2 separate regions of the Homo sapiens genome follow, and region 2 is linked to region 1. A link is a loop called in an ENCODE intact Hi-C map of the cell type or tissue named here. Cell type or tissue: PC-3. All regions are shown on one strand.

Region 1 (8,000 bases):
TCTTGGAGACTTTGTTCATTTTTTTCACTCTTTTTTCTCTAATCTTGTCTTCTTGGTTTATTTCATTAATTTGATCTTCAATCACTGATACCCTTTCTTCCACTTGATTGAATTGGCTACTGAAGCTTGTGCATGCATCACGAAGTTCTTGTGCTTTGGTTTTCAGCTCCATCAGTACATTTAAGGTGTTCTCTACACTGTTTATTCTTGTTAGCCATTCGTCTAACCTTTTATCAAGGATTTTAGCTTCCTTGCGATTGGCTAGAACATGCTCCTTTAGCTCAGAGAAGTTTGTTATTACCGACCTTCTGAAGCCTACTTCTGTCAACTCGTCAAAGTCATTCCTCTGTCCAGTTTTGTTCCCTTGTTGGGGAGCAGCTGCGATCCTTTGAAGGAGAAGAGGCGCTCTGGTTTTTGGAATTTTCAGCTTTTCTGCTCTGTTTTCTACCCATCTTTGTGGTTTTATCTACCTTTGGTCTTTGATGTTGGTGACCTACAGATGGGGTTTTGGTGTGAATGTCCTTTTTGTTGATGTTGATGCTATTCCTTTCTGTTTGCTACTTTTCCTTCTAATAGTCAGGCTCTTCAGTTGAAGGTCTGTTGGAGTTTGCTGGAGGTCCCCTCCAGACCCTGTTTCCCTGGGTATCACCAGTGGAGGCTGCAGTACACCAAATATTGCTGCCTGATCCTTCCCTTGGAAGCTTCATCCCAGAGGGGCACCCACCTGTATGAGGTGTCTGTTGGCCCCTACTGGGAGTTGTCTCCCAGTCAGGCTACACGGGGGTCAGGGACCCACTTGAGGAGGCAGTCTGTCCGTTCTCAGAGCTCGAACACCATGCTGGGAGAACCACTGCTCTCTTCAGAGCTGTCAGAGAGGGAAGTTTAAGCCTGCAGAGACTGTCTTTCTTTTGTTTAGCTATGCTCTGCCACAGAGGTCGAATCTAGATAGGCAGTAGGCCTTGCTGAGCTGCAGTGGACTCTGCCCAGTTTGAGCTTCCTGGCCACTTTGTGAGCATAAAACCGCCAACTCAAGCCTCAGCAATGGTGGACACCCCTTCCCTTGCCAATCTGCAGCATTGCAGGTCAATCTCAGACTGCTGTGCTAGCGGTGAGAAAGGCTTTGTGAGCGTGTGACCTGCCGATCCAGGCACAGGAGGGGATCTCCTGGTCTGTTGGTTGCTAAGACTGTGGGAAAAGTGCAGTATTTGGGCAGGAGTGTATCATTCCTCCAGGTGCAGTCTGTCATGTCTTCCCTTGGCTAGGAAAGGGAAATCCCCCAACTCCTTGTGCTTCCTCTATGAGGAGACACACTGCCCTGCTTCAGTTTGCCCTCCATTGTCTGCACCCACTGTCCAACTAGCCGCAGTGAGATGAACCATGTACCTCAGTTGGAAATGCAGAAATCACCCATCTGTGTCGATCTCTCTGGGAGTAGCAGACCAGAGCTGGTCCTATTTGGCCATCTTGGAAGCCTCCCTGTTGTTCTTTTTTTTTTTTTTTAGAGATGGGGTCTTATTATTTTGCCCCAGCTGAATTTTTACCTCTGGGTTCAGACAATCTTCCTGCCTCAGCCTCCTGAATAGCTGGGACTATAGTCATTCACTACCACACCCAACTCAATTTTGGAAGTTTTTAAAGTGCATTATCACTTTAAATATTTTTCTGCATCAAACTTTCTTTCCTTTTGGGATTCGGATGATGTGAATAGTAGGTCTTTTAATATTTTGCCACAAGTCTCTAAGATTCTGTTTATTGTATTTTTCTAGAATAAAATTTTGTTGTTCAGATAATTTCAAGTTTACTGATTCTTTCCTCTGTGATGACCATCCTCTATTGAGTCCATCCAGTGAGTTGCTATTTTGATTGTTGTATTTTTTTTAGTTCTAAAATTTTCATTTCATTCTTTTTTAATATTTAAGATTTTTGCAAACATAAGGTGTAATAAATTACATGTCCAAACCTATTCAAATCCTGCCCTGTTTGTGTCTACAAGTTCTAGTACTGCTGCTTTGGAAATCCAACTACCACCACCATTGGGTTTGCCAGCAGAATTATCTGAAGCAGCAGAAAGGTGCCCTCTTTCTCATTCTGTTGCCCAAGTCTTAATCCCATCTGGATCTAAATCATATTTTAAAATTCAGCTGCAAGCAGTCTGAGAAATGTCATTTTGTTTTAGTTTCCTGTTTCTGCATTATAGAAAGGCATAAGGAAAAGGGCTGTAAGGTTGTTGAGGTAGTTGCTCTGCAATGTCTGCCTTAGACATATAGGTGGTAGAAAGATGAATGGAAATGCCAGAATTCTTCATCCTATGAATAATGATATCATAAGTGTCATCAACCTCACATTTTGAATACTGCTTTTTTGATGATGTGTCTTTTTTGCATTAGTGAGTTAAACTCCTATCTTGAAATTGTTTCCAGAGCTTGTGTTTTCTCCTTTGAATAGTATTGATTATAATAATATTGTGATGATGAATGATCTGTTGTGCTTGAATAGTGGAAACAGTATTAAATACAGTCATGTATTGCATTACAGCATTTTGGTCAACAATGAACTGCTTACACTAAAGTGGTTGAATAAGATTATAACAGAGCTGAATAATTGCTATCACCTAGTGACACTGTAGCCATCCAAATGTAGTAGGGCAAGGCACTACTCACATGTTTATAGTGATGCTGGTGTAAACAAACCTACTGTGCTGCCAGGAATATATAAGTGTAGCACATACAGTTATGCATAGTACATAATACTTGGTAATGATAATAAACAACTATGTTACTGGTTTATGTTTTATTATATTATACTTTTTATTGTAATTTTAGAGTGCATTTCTTCTACTTATTAAAATCAAAAAAGCTAACTGTAAAACAGCCTCAGGCAGCTCCTTCGGGAGGTATTCCAGAAGAAGGCATTGTTATCATAGGAGATGACAGCTCCATGCATGTTACTACCTGTGAAGACCTTCCAGTTGGACAAGATTTGGAAGTGGAAGACAGTGATATTAATGATCCTGATCCCCTGTAAGCCCAGACTAATGTGTGTGTTTGTGTCTTAGTTTTTAGCAAAAAAGTTTAAAAAGTAAAAAAAAATGCCTAATAATAGAAAAACCTTATAGAATAAGTATATAAAGGAAAAAAGTGTTCGTGTTTTAAGCTAAGTGTAGTTATGAGAGAGTTAAAAAGTTAAAAAATTACGAAGTCTATGAAGAAAAAATTACAGTAAGCTAAGGTTAATTTACTACTGAAGAAAACTAAAAAGAATAAATTTAGCATAGCCTAAGTGTGCACAGTTTAAACATTACTGACACTACTGTAGTGTACAGTATTGTCCTAAGCCTTCATTCATTACTCACTCACAAATTCACCCAAGCCAATACTAGTTCTGTAACCTCCATTCATGGTAAGTGCTCTATTCAGGTATATCATTTTTAATATTTTATAACCTATATTTACTGTACTTTTTCTGTATTGAGCTATGTGTAGATACACACAAATACCATTTTGTTACAACTACCTACAAAATTCAGTTCAATCGCATGCTGTACAGATTTGCAGCCTATGAGCAATACCCTAGGAGCATAGTAGGCTACACAATCTAGGTTTATGTAGGTACACTCTGCGATGTTCACATGACAAAATAGCCTAACAACACATTTCTCAGAATATGTCCCTGTGCTTAAATGACTCATGACTGTAATAGTGAATCCAGTAGGTTGTTAAGCTGAGTAAAACCATTTATATTAAAAACATTCACTCTCAGCTAGAGCATTGTCATAGTGAAGAAAATAGTCCTGTGTGGCAGTTCCTGCCAAGTGCCTCACCCCAGACTTCCTGCAATGCCTCAATCATTAACTCAGTTATTTTTTGAACATTTAACATGCACAATGACTATGCACAATGTTATAACATTTAGAATTTATATTTATGTATTGCTTTATCACTCTTTTACAATGTGCCTTTCCGTTTATTTTATCTCATGTAATATTCACAACCAGTTTATTTTTCAAAAGAAACTGAGACCTAAAGACTTTACTAAGAATACTCACCAAAATGAATATGCTCCATTGGTTATTTGATTTTGTCAAATGTATTCACTATGATCAATGCCATTCATATTCTAAAATTTAATAAATTTTGTCTTTACTTGTTATTTTTTGATATACATGGTATTTGAATTATGTGGAAATGAGAACATTCTGATAAAGATCTTGTTACTTTCCTATGAATCAGAGGGGAAATGCTGTATTTTATAAGTAACGGCTATTATCCTCCAATGTTGAACAGCTTCCTCTAAAATATTTCTATAAAAATGGTACCTTACATTTCATCTTGCTCAAAATGCATTGGATAATATATTTCTCCCATTCAACAATGAGTCTACTTTATAAGTCACACACAAAACAGTTCATTATTTAGTGTTACACTCATAAATTTAGTCATGACAAAGTTGCCAGTGCTATATAATTTTATTTGGCTTAGATTATAAAGATTTTATATGTCATTGAATCCATCTATATTCTTTTGTCTTTTTGCGTTTCTTTTACTCACATAATCTATCAAAAGGGACAAAATATGATTGAGTGTTTATGTAATTCATAATTTTATATTTTGAAAAATTCTAACTTTTTCTAACCAAATATTTAAAAATGAAATTTATCTGCATACCAATCATCATATCTCTGAAACATTCTAATGGATTTTTCACAAAATAATTTTTTAAACCTAAAAGTTGATATAGTTCTGATTAAACAGTTTGTTAGCTTTCTTTTCTTGGTGTAAATCACCAAAATAAAGAGTCAAGGACATATGTTTCTCTCTCTCTTCCCATCCATCCATCCATCCATCCATCCCTCCCTCCCTCCCTCCCTCTCATTTAATCCATCACCCAGTTTTTACTTTTGTGGTGATTTGTGGCATTCTAGATGTTATTGAGGAACCAATGGTTATAAAATAGAAGATAGAGTTAAAGCAAGATAAATATGGCCTGAGAAAGACTCCATACTTCTATATTTGAGTCCTTGTGGATGAACTGTAACCTATCTTAATAGTCAGACACAATTGAAAACCTAACTTAATAGTAGGCACCTGTAACAATGGCTGAGTGTTGGCCAATCCCAGTGGCTATACCACTCATAGACTGCTGAATGTTCAAACTGCATTCAAATAAGGCAAACACCAAGCTGTAACCAATCTCACTGTTTCTGTACCTAATTTCCGATTCCTGTTTGTCACTTTAACTTTTTTGTCTATAAATTTGTTCTGACCACAAGGACCACGAGGCACCCCTGGAGTCTCTGTGAATCTGCTGTGATTCTGGGGGCTGCCCGATTTGCAAATCTTTCATTGCTTAATTAAACTCCTTTAAATTAATTTGGCTGAAGTTTTTCTTTTCTCAGATGGTGTCAGGAGTAGGATCCGAAGTGGAGCTTCCAGTGACCCCCAGAAGTGCTGAGTGAACACTCAAGATACCTGCAGGACTCACTTGTGTCCATTGATCTCTCAGAGCAGCTGGGGATCACGGTTAAGCTCCCTCTCAGATTTTGGAGCTCCACGGATTTGCGTTTTGAGCTCTCCGAGTTTCTTTGAGCAGATTTCTGATCCAAACTGGGTTTAGAGTTGTGACAGAAACTGGACTGGGTCCAAGAATGGATTTGATCTGGGAATTAACTGGTTTGAATCCAGTTAGAGGCCTCTTATATCTGACTAGGTCAGAAAGGAACTGGTAGTAAGCAGTATTTTGCAGGGTTTATAAAATTTGTCTTTTGAAAATTCACAGGAATTTTTCTGTTCTACCCCTTTTTTTCATTTTTCTTGTGCGCTTAGGTAGGAAAAAAACAATCATTGGCTAAGTTAATCAAGAGAACCTGAGAGTAAAGTCAATATTTTAGGTAAAAATGGGATCCTTAATTTCTGGAAAACTGAGTTCCTTCTGGCTTATACATTAGGTCTGGGAGGCAGCGAAGTCTTACAGAAACACCAAAATATTACTAAAGATAACTCACAGTGGAACATCAGAATGAACAACAATGCATTGAAGTACATTTGAAAATGAGGGCTCTCAGTAAAGTTCCTTTTGGCTAAGAATGGGTTTGGCACTACAGCATGTCAACTGCTATTCTCCTTGGAATAATCTGCCTTGCGCTCTTTCCTGACGGCTGCAGGTGACAGGATTAGGAATGTACAGGATTGTGGGACATAGGGAGCTTTTTCCTCCCTAAAAGGGGAAACATGAGAGATGATGACACTGCTGGAAAAGATCCCTTTGCTATAAAAAAGCAGCCACCTGAACTTTTCAGTGTCGCTGGAATGGGGGGTGATCTTCTCTGGCCTTTTTGCCTTCCCCACCCTGCCACAGGCAATGCTTTTCTCTCTCTCCTTTCCCTTTCTTATCTTGCCTATTGCTCAGGGCAACCATCTTGCCCAGAGACCACATGTTGAAACTCATGGTCAGAGGTTGGATTAATGATGATGGGGCCCAACCAGGGGCAAACTTAAGCCTTGCCAGTTTGATATTAAGTGCTAAGCAGAGTGGCTAATGTCTATGTTTTATCACACATATTTTACTCTGGCCAGAACAAAAAAATATAATTTTCCTTTATCATGCAGCTTGGCCCCATTGCAATGATACAGCAAGCTGAGTCACTAGGGCCGCTCAGGGAAAGGGAACCCAGAAGCCTGGCATGCTGGCAAAAGGGTAAGAATTTCTTACCAGTCAGATTTTTGGTTTCTCTCTCTCTGTACAGTTGAATGAATGGTAAAAATCACTGTTTATCTCTTCTGTAAGGTTTTGATTAATGTTGAAAAGAATTCTGAGGCTAGTCTTAAACTGATGTATTTGTACTATGAATTTGTTTTTCTGGGTTGAGGGGTACCTTAGGATAAAACATAGGCTTAGGCCCTCATAAGCTTGCTGCTCCAGACGGCCCAGCAAGCTGGTCAATAACAAACTTTCCTGCAAGTCCCTGAAACAAACAAAAAAACTAGATAGGGTCTCTGTCTTGTTTTAGGTCCTTGGGAACTTGACCTTATGACCACATGACAGTATTTTCTCTTGGATTCCACCTTCCAGGGAACAGGAATTTTGGGGTTTATGTCATAGTTAGCTCTAAAAATTATCTCGAGTAGTTAAAAGCCTTTGCAATTTCAAAAGGAACTACTCTATAGACTCCTGGGAAGGACAGTCGAGACTGCCCTGTGCTGTAGCTCAGTATCTAAGATTTTGGCCTTTCACACTGGTGGTCTGGGTTTGATTTCCTGCTTAGGAAGTAAGTCCTTTTTTGGTTTAATATCTGCATAACCTTGTCTTGTCTCTTCTCCACTATAAACTATCTTAAATTGTCTTTTCTCTGATCACCTGGGAGGTTACCTTTGACATTTTCTTTTGAAAATTCACTGGCCTGGCTAAAATCGGGTGGTAAGAAATTTTAAAAGGACTTTATTGAAGAGTGCTATGGTTAAAAGTCAGCTTAATTAAAAGTGGATATTCAAGCTCTAACAGCCTGGACGCCTTGGGAAAAACAGGAGGCAACTGAAACCCCTTTCCTGGCCCTGTTCTTCCAAGGGCTCCACCCTAAAGCCAATAACCAATTAAGAAACTTAAAAACCAGCAAATGAAACATTTTACAACTACTGAAGTAATCTTCTTCTGTCTGTGTAATTATATATGTGTTGTGTGTAATGTTTATATAAAAGAGCACTAATTAATTAATTGGCTTAAATAAAAATAAGCGCTTAAATCAAATATTTTGAAAACAAAATAAAAACTGTAATTCCTTTTAGTTTATGTAACTTTAGTAATCTTTAGGAAATAAAAACAGCTTTAAAGATTATTGATAAAATGAATACATTTTTGTCTAAATTATGCAGGTCAAATATTAGGTTTGCTAACTGCTTTTAGGTCGTCATAAACTGCTTTGACTTTTGAAAATTGTTCAATTTATTTTGGAGGCATTAAGTTCTAAATAAGACCAGGAGATATATGGAATTAGCCATGCCCCCTAG
Region 2 (8,000 bases), 110 kb after region 1:
CTGTACTCCATACCCAGGAAACTACGGCAGTCCACAGTTAGACTTCAGGGAATAAAATGAATAACACTGCTGAGTGCTACTGTTTACTTTTCTGGTCTTACCCCTTGACCATCTCCTACTTCCTTGCAATTTAATCTTCAGTCAGACTGAATTATACATACTCTCCCTACTTCCAAGGTCACTTGCATAAGCCATGGCTTTATTAGGGACACCATCTCACTCCCATCTCCTTCATTCTTACCTCAATAATTCCTGTCCATTTTCTAGAATAGGTGATACTTTCTCAGTGTCACCTTTCTTAACTGTTCAAGCTGAGTTGATTGGTCCTTCCGTGCATCTTTTCATGGTCCTACAGATCTCTCCTTCTTGATGTAGATGTTAGAGTTTTACTCTCTTCATGGAGCTCTTTGTGGCTTGTGTCCACAGCCTATTTCTACTGCCTCTGGTCCCAGGATCAAGTGATGTAGCAGCAGAAGGTCTAAGTGCTTCCAAAACCCAAGATCACACAGGTTTACAAATTAAAACCCAGAGTTCCTAACTTGAGTATTGGCTTCTATCAGACTAAAATAGAAATGTGTGTGTCAGTGTGTATGACCAGCTAAATATTTTTCCAGGTCTCTATTAGATTATATGTATTAGAGGGTGATATGGTTTGGCTGCATTCCCATCTAAATCTCATCTTGAATTGTAGCTCCCATAACCCCCACGTGTCATGGGAGGGACCTGGTGGGAGGTAATTGAATCATGGGGGCAGGATTTTCCCATGCTGTTCTCATAATAGTAAATAAGTCTCATGAGATCTGATGGTTTTAAAAAGGGGAGTTCCCCTGCACATGCCCTCTTGCCTGCTGCCACCTAAGACATGACTTTGCTCCTCCTTCAACTTTCACCATGATTGTGAGGCTTCCCCAGCCATGTGGAACTGTGAGTCCATTCATTAAACCTATTTTTCATTAAAAATTACCCACTCTTGGGTGTTTTTTTTTTTTTTTTTTTTTTTTGATGGAGTCTCGCTGTGTCGCCCAGGCTGGAGTGCAGTGGCGATCTCGGCTCACTGCAAGCTCCACCTCCCGGGTTCATGCCATTCTCCTGCCTCAGCCTCCCAAGTACCTGGGACTACAGGTGCCTGCCACCACGCCTGGCTAATTTTTTGTATTTTTAGTAGAGTAATTTTTTGTATTTTAGTTTCACCGTGTTAGCCAGGATGGTCTCGATCTCCTGACCTCATGATCCACCTGCTTTGGCCTCCCAAAGTGCTGGGATTACAGGCATGAGCCACCATGCCTGGCTGGGTGTGTTTTTACTAGCAGCGTGAGGATGGACTAACACAGAAGAGGTCCTACAATCTAAGTATTGTAATAAATGTTTCTGGAAATGGATAACACTAAAAATTCACATACTTAGAAATTAAGTTCACTTTACCCATCCTGTTCTGGTGTCCTTAGAAAAAGAAGAGAATTTGAGAAGAATGAGCCTCTCGGGATGGGAGGAAGTTTTGGCTTGCTTAGCAACAACATGACTCAGCAGTGAAGTTAAGCTTTCCAAAGGGCACCTGTGACTTGACTGAAGGCATCATACAGGGACTCAGAAGAGAAAATGAAGCAGACAATTCAACCTCTCGTCAAGTATTAAATAAAACATAATTTTCAACAGAAAACATAAAGTGCAACCAAGATTTCAAAACAAACCAGAAGAGTCAAAATTGCCCAAATCACATAGTTTGGGTATAAATGAAAGTGTAAGAGTTATAGTCTCCCTATGTAGTGAGTAGAGTGTGTACGGAGTGCATAATGTGTGCCTACGCCTGTGTGAGGGGCATTCCATTAAGATTTCAGAGAAACCACCATGCAGTGAATTACTGGACATATACTGGCACTGTGTTCTCTCAGCTGCTTATATTGAGTTGGTAAGATGTGAGTCACCCTACTATACAGTTGATCATCGGAAGACCTCGTGCCACAAAAGCAATGAGACTGGGATTGTTTCTAAGTGAGTATATGGTCCAAAAAGGGATGAGATGCGCAAACTACAATATGGCAAAATGCTCCACCAGCTGCAAACATTAAGCCTCAACCAAGATACTTAGGAAGTGGGGCAAGTCATTAAATTGTATTTTGTGGTCAGCTGTGGCTAATGTGGAAAATCCCTTTTTGTTTCAAAAATGTTATTCAAAGTTCTTCTGAAATGCATTAAATCACTCTCCTGCCTTTGAAGCTTATGTCTTTAACACAGAGCAGAATCAATGCAGAAGCTTGGGAGACTACTCTGAATGTATTCTCATCTCTAGATTTATGCTGGAATACGCTTTTTTGAGTCTTCTAACATGGTCTGATTTTTTTGCTTTCTTATGCCCCCTTCCTAAAAAATAAAATACTAAAAATACTATTAGTTTAGGGATCCAGCACTTTAGGTTCAGTTAAATGAAATTTTACTACATTATGTTTACACGGTGAAAATACTGTATGTTTTGAGAGGCTTGCAATTATTTTGTAGTTCAGGCTTGTAGGTTTGTTTTTTAAAAATTTATTATTATTATTTTTTAACACTATGACTTCCAGTTACTATAAAACCATCATTAGTATTAGGTTTATAAGTTGGCTATATTCTCCTACACCCACCAATTCAGATTCCCCCAAATGAATTAAATCAGGGTTATAAGCAGCATTATTGTCTATGTGATTATGCTTTTTAAAAATATTATAATATTATATTAAACTACTTAAGTATAAACATCTAAGGAGGCTATACTTAAACAGAGAGTAAGATCTAGAGAAACAAAAGGCTACAATGAGATGTCTTACTCACTGAATTCAACTTGTTAAAGTGTTACTTGATCTATTATTTCCTCCACCCGTCCCCCATTTCTTCTTAGGCTTAAACAGGAACAACATATCCAAATTCAGTTCCTGGTAGTGAAAGTGAGGGGAGAAGATATTTGATTCAAAAATGAAACATGTTCATGTGCTTATTGTCTTTGAAACCTCTAATAATTTAATTATCGTTATATATTATGATTTTTAACTTATTTCCCCATTGCACATTTAATACTTAACAGAGAGTATAACTGGGAAAGCCCTTCCAGAAATGTCCCCTCAGGTGGTGCAAATCCTTTTAACTACTTCCTACCAGACAAGATCTGCTCTGAGTTCTATTTTCACAAGGCCAGCTCTCTGCTAGTTACAGTTAATTTAAAAAAACAAAGCTGGAAGATAGCTAAGCTAGAATATGAATAGAAGCTGAGGCATGAAGGTTTTATCAGGACCAGACATAATTTGTTTTAGCCACAAACTTTCTGGGTAACTCCAAAGCAGCAATATTTAATTAGGGGAATCAAAACCTAGGCTGGGAGCAAGGAAGAAGTTTGAGGGCAGGGGATCCTTGCAATGCCCATTATCCCACGTCTTTGCATGCAGTTGACTCTTGCAAACTCAACAACTCAGGATCATTTCCATGAGGAAACTATTAGAAAAATAATCATACTTCCCCAAAGAAATCTCTTCCCAGGCCGGGTGCGGTGGCTCGCGCCTGTAATCGCAGCACTTTGGGAGGCCGAGGTGGGCGGTTCACGAGGTCAAAAGATTAAGATCTTTCTGGCCAACATGGTGAAACTCCGTCTCTACTGAAAATACAAAAAAAAATTAGCCGGGCACGGTGGCGCATGCCTGTAATCCCAGCTACTCGGGAGGCTGAGGCAGGAGAATCGCTTGAACCCGGGAGGCAGAGGTTGCAGTGAGCGGAGATCGCGCGGCTGCATTCCAGCCTGGTGACAGAGCAAGACTCCATCTCAAAAAAAAAAAAAAAAAAAAAAAAATCTCTTCCCAAATGATAACAAAATCATGCTTTATACTAATGAGGATAAGATAAAAAAAATTTGGTTTTATGATTTGTGGTCTCCTAGACTCTTTGTTGTGAAGTCAAAAATAAAAGCCAACTTTGGTGGGTAGAGGTGGCTTCTATGAGACAGTAGTTCTACAGTAGTTCAGGAAAGTCTGCTGTGACCGAAGAACTTTTCCCAGAATGCCTCACCAAGGGAGAAAATGGAGGGCAGAGTTCTATAAAAAGAAAAAAGAAGAGCAAAAATTCTTTTTGTAGGTTTCCCAAATAAGAACCACAGCCAGGTTATGTCATCCCTTTGCAATTTCAACACCACAACCAAAGACAAGTGATTCACCGTGATATAATAATGTCGCTCACATCCATGTCATGCCTGAGGAATTAGGCTCAGGAGTCCCCGAGAGAGAGAGAATTTCCCAGAAACATGGCTGAACAGTGGGATAAATGCTGAGATGGGGTTTAAGGAATACCTGGAAGACTCTGCTTCTCCACTTCACTTGATTAATTCCCTCTATCCATGAAATCTCTGTTTCCTCCCAGAAGCCATTCCTGATCCTCAGGACTATGTTGGATGCTTGGTCCAGGTGCTTCCATGGCATCCCGGGCTTACGTTGTGTGTAATTTTAGTTATTTGTCTTCACCAAAAGGCCATGTGCTCCTTGGTGGTATGGAGTATGCTCTTCTTTACCATTTATCTCCAGCAAAGGCCAAACTGCTTGCCACATAGTAGATGCTTAATAAATACTTGTTAATGGGGCAAACCATTTGAGCAAAATAAGGTCATTTTGGCTCAGTAGCATCACACAGTATCACATGTCCACACTGATTGGTAGTGGCTACCCAAACGGATGGGTTGAGGACTTTAAGGCTGCAATGAAACTTTGTGGTAAATAGTACCAGCCTCAAATAGTGATGTCTGAGGTGTTTGCTCTGCTCTGAAACTTGTCTTTTGATTTTGTTCTTCCTGAAACACTAACGTTGAATTCTATGATGTAGTTGCTTATTGTTTACACTGAACTCAAAGCCATACTGGAAGTAACAATAAACAAACAAAACAATAAACAACAACAAATTAAACTTCAAAGAGGACAACTTTGAGGAAAATTTTCACTTACAGTGGCAGCCCAGTTATGTATAATAATTCTCTCAACTTCTAATTAAAGACCTATAAAGACACATGCATGCACACACACACATACACGCACCAAGGTTGACAGCAATATTGAAGGCTAAAGAGAAAACCATAAATGTAACTCATAGGGATTTGAGGATCACAGCTTTGATGGGCTTGACAGAGTAGCCAAATCAGGGAAACAAAAGAGCTGAAAGATAACATGAAGTGGCTTTGGCTTAAGTACAGTCTTTGACCACTGATAGAAACTCAAGCAGCTGACTTCTGAGCTGGCCAGAGTCCTGCCTTATTCTCCCATCATATCCCAAACTACATGGCTCTTTTCTTTTTCTCCCTTTTGAAGACTTTACATCTAAGTAGGTAGCACAGTGGAGAGGAAACAATTGTAATGACTGTAACTCTTGGATTCGTAGTGAGGGATCAAGGAAGTGCTTAAGGAGCAGGGCATTTGTGAGTGTAGTAGTCTTTCTTTATACACACAAAAAAGTACTCTGCTCTGCATCTGGCTTGCTCACACAGTGGCAAAATTCACAGATCAGGAGACAATGCCATTTCATGCTAATACAGCCATATGTGGCAGAGTCTGTTATATCTTCATAAAACCCTGTTTCCTTTTCATCGGGGACAAAGAGCTAGACCACATTTTTCCAATTTCTCACAGGTCGGTGCAGCCTATGACTATATTCTGGTCAATGGAAAGGAGTCAAAAGTGATGTAAGCCACTCAAAGGCTTAAGTGTCAAACCTTCTGCACTATCTGCTACCCTTCCTCTGTTTCTTGGCCTGCTGCCCAAATGCAGAAGATCTAATGAAGAATTTCAAGCACTAGCACATTGAAGAACCACTAGATGAAAAGAGCCTATAGTGCCTAACAGACTGTGTAGCAGAGATACTTTTTCAGAACTTCATTTGACTGATATGTAAAGGAGAAATAAATATTGTGTTAAATCAGTGAAATTTGTGATTTCTTTCCAGCAATTAGCTTGTACCGTAACAGATCATTTTTGTTAGCCAGCAGAGATTAAGGAGGTATTCAGAATCCTGTGCATTGAAAAGTATTAGACCCGGTGTTCTGGTAGTCTGTTGTTTTGATCTACCATGTATTATGCCAAATTTTAGGGATTTATAGCAACAATCATTTTATTATATTTCATGATGTTGTGGGTCAGGAATTCAGGCAGGCATTGGTTAAGCGAATCTTCTCCATGTGGCATAGCTCAGGGTCACTCACCACTATTTAGCTATTTAGCTGGAGGCCAGAAAGAATAGATTGAAATAAAATTGAATGAAAGGTAGTTAATTGCATAATTAAAGAACACCCTCCCGAAAAGAAAGCAAAAAGAAAACCCAAAATGCAATTGCATGATTAATAGCCTCATTAGTCACATTGAATATTAGAAATGATAATGGAGAATATCTAATTACTTCAGGGCATGTAGATGAACAGGTTCTATCATCTGCTTTTAAGCCTAGTTTAACAGAATTCATTTCTGAGTACTTCAGGACAAATTATCCCTTATTTTCATTATTTCAGCTCTTGTAAGATAAGATCAATTAACAAAAGTGTTATCTAAATCTCTCCAGTCTCTACTCCTCCATAACAGCTCCCAAAAACATAATCTACCATTTGTTCCTTTACCATTCACTTGTAGACTATAAAACTCATGTTGTCAATGACTTGAATATTGGGTCTTCAATGAGGTGATACAATATTCTTTGTCCCCATGAATCCTTTCTGATGAATGATGATAACATGAATCTATTATTCTATTATGGAAAGCAGTTTATTTGAAAATAATGAGATCTGGAAGCAGTCAAAGTAATCAAAGAGTGCTTCAAATACTTTCCTTCTCCACCCATGGGAAAGAAAGATGACTGGCCAAGTTACCCAAACTAAGGCATTTCTGTCATGTATTCACTATCAATAAAACTACAGACAACCTGCAGAATAGGAGAAAATATTTGCAAATTATGCATCTGCCAGGGGACTGGTATTCAGAATTTATAAGAAACTCAAATAACTCAACACAAAGGACACAAATAAGCCCATTAAAAAGTGGGCAAAGTACATGAACAGATATTTTTCAAAATAAAACATATAAATGGTCAAAAAATATATAAAAACATGCTCAATATCACTAATTGTGTTAGTCCATTTCACATTACTATAAAGAAATTCGTAAGACTGAATAATTTATAAAGACAAAAATTTTACTTGTCTCATGGTACTGTAGGCTGTATAAGCATGGCACTAGTGTCTGCTTGGCTTCTGGTGAGACCTCAGGAATCTTCCACTCATGGCAGAAGGTGAAGGGGGAGCTAGTGAGTCACAAGTCAAGAGAGGGAGCAAGAAAGAGAGGAAGAGGCACCAGGCTCCTTTAAATAAGCAGCTCTTGAGTGAACCATGAGAGAGAACTCACTCATTACCATGAGGAAAGCACCAAGTTGTTCATCCACCAGGCCCACCCTCGATACTGGAGATCACATTTAAACATGAGATTTGGAGAGGACAAACATTCAAACCATATCACTGACCATCAGAGAAGTGCAAATTAAAATCGCAATGAGATATCATCTTACACCAGTCAGAATGGCAATTATTAAGAGGTCAAAAAACAGATATTGGCAAGGATGTTGAGAAAAGGGAACACTCCTACACTATTGATGAGAATGTAAATTAGTGCAGCCTCCTTGGAAAACAGTATGGAGATGTCCAAAGAACTAAAAACATAACTACCACTCAACCTGGCAATCCCACTACTGGGTATCCATCCAAAGGAAAATAAATCATTATATCAAAAATATACCTGCACTCGTATGCTTATAGCAGCAATATGCACAATAGCAAAGATATGGAAACAAACTAAATGCCCGTCAGTGGAAGAATGGATAAAGAAAATGTGATAGATAGATAGATAGACAGATAGATAGATAGATAGATCAATCCACCATGGAATACTATTCAGCCATAAAAAAGAATGAAATCATGTATTTTGCAGCAACATGGATGGAACCGGAGGCCATCATCTTAAGTG

Evidence for each region. Hi-C counts contacts between places; a loop is a spot of excess contacts. Peaks named below come from ENCODE experiments on the same cell type or tissue, not always from the same donor. Only the 100,000 strongest peaks of a DNase experiment are listed, where the experiment ranks them.
Region 2: it touches region 1 in a loop (2.7-fold over the local background); 2 of 110 quality-filtered maps call a loop at or near these places.

The regions. Positions count from the first base shown.
Region 1 is chr5:40,329,382-40,337,381 of GRCh38, reverse strand. No RefSeq gene overlaps it. Among named protein-coding and RNA genes, the nearest start is that of LINC00604, 93 kb to the right of the region's middle. In PC-3, no CTCF peak of the experiment used is centred here; a DNase peak (open chromatin) is centred at 3,711; H3K4me3 peaks cover 279 bases; H3K27ac peaks cover 2,128 bases.
Region 2 is chr5:40,218,162-40,226,161 of GRCh38, reverse strand. No RefSeq gene overlaps it. Among named protein-coding and RNA genes, the nearest start is that of LINC00604, 18 kb to the left of the region's middle. In PC-3, a CTCF peak has its summit at 7,254; DNase peaks (open chromatin) are centred at 1,511, 1,951 and 4,161; H3K4me3 peaks cover 516 bases; H3K27ac peaks cover 2,712 bases.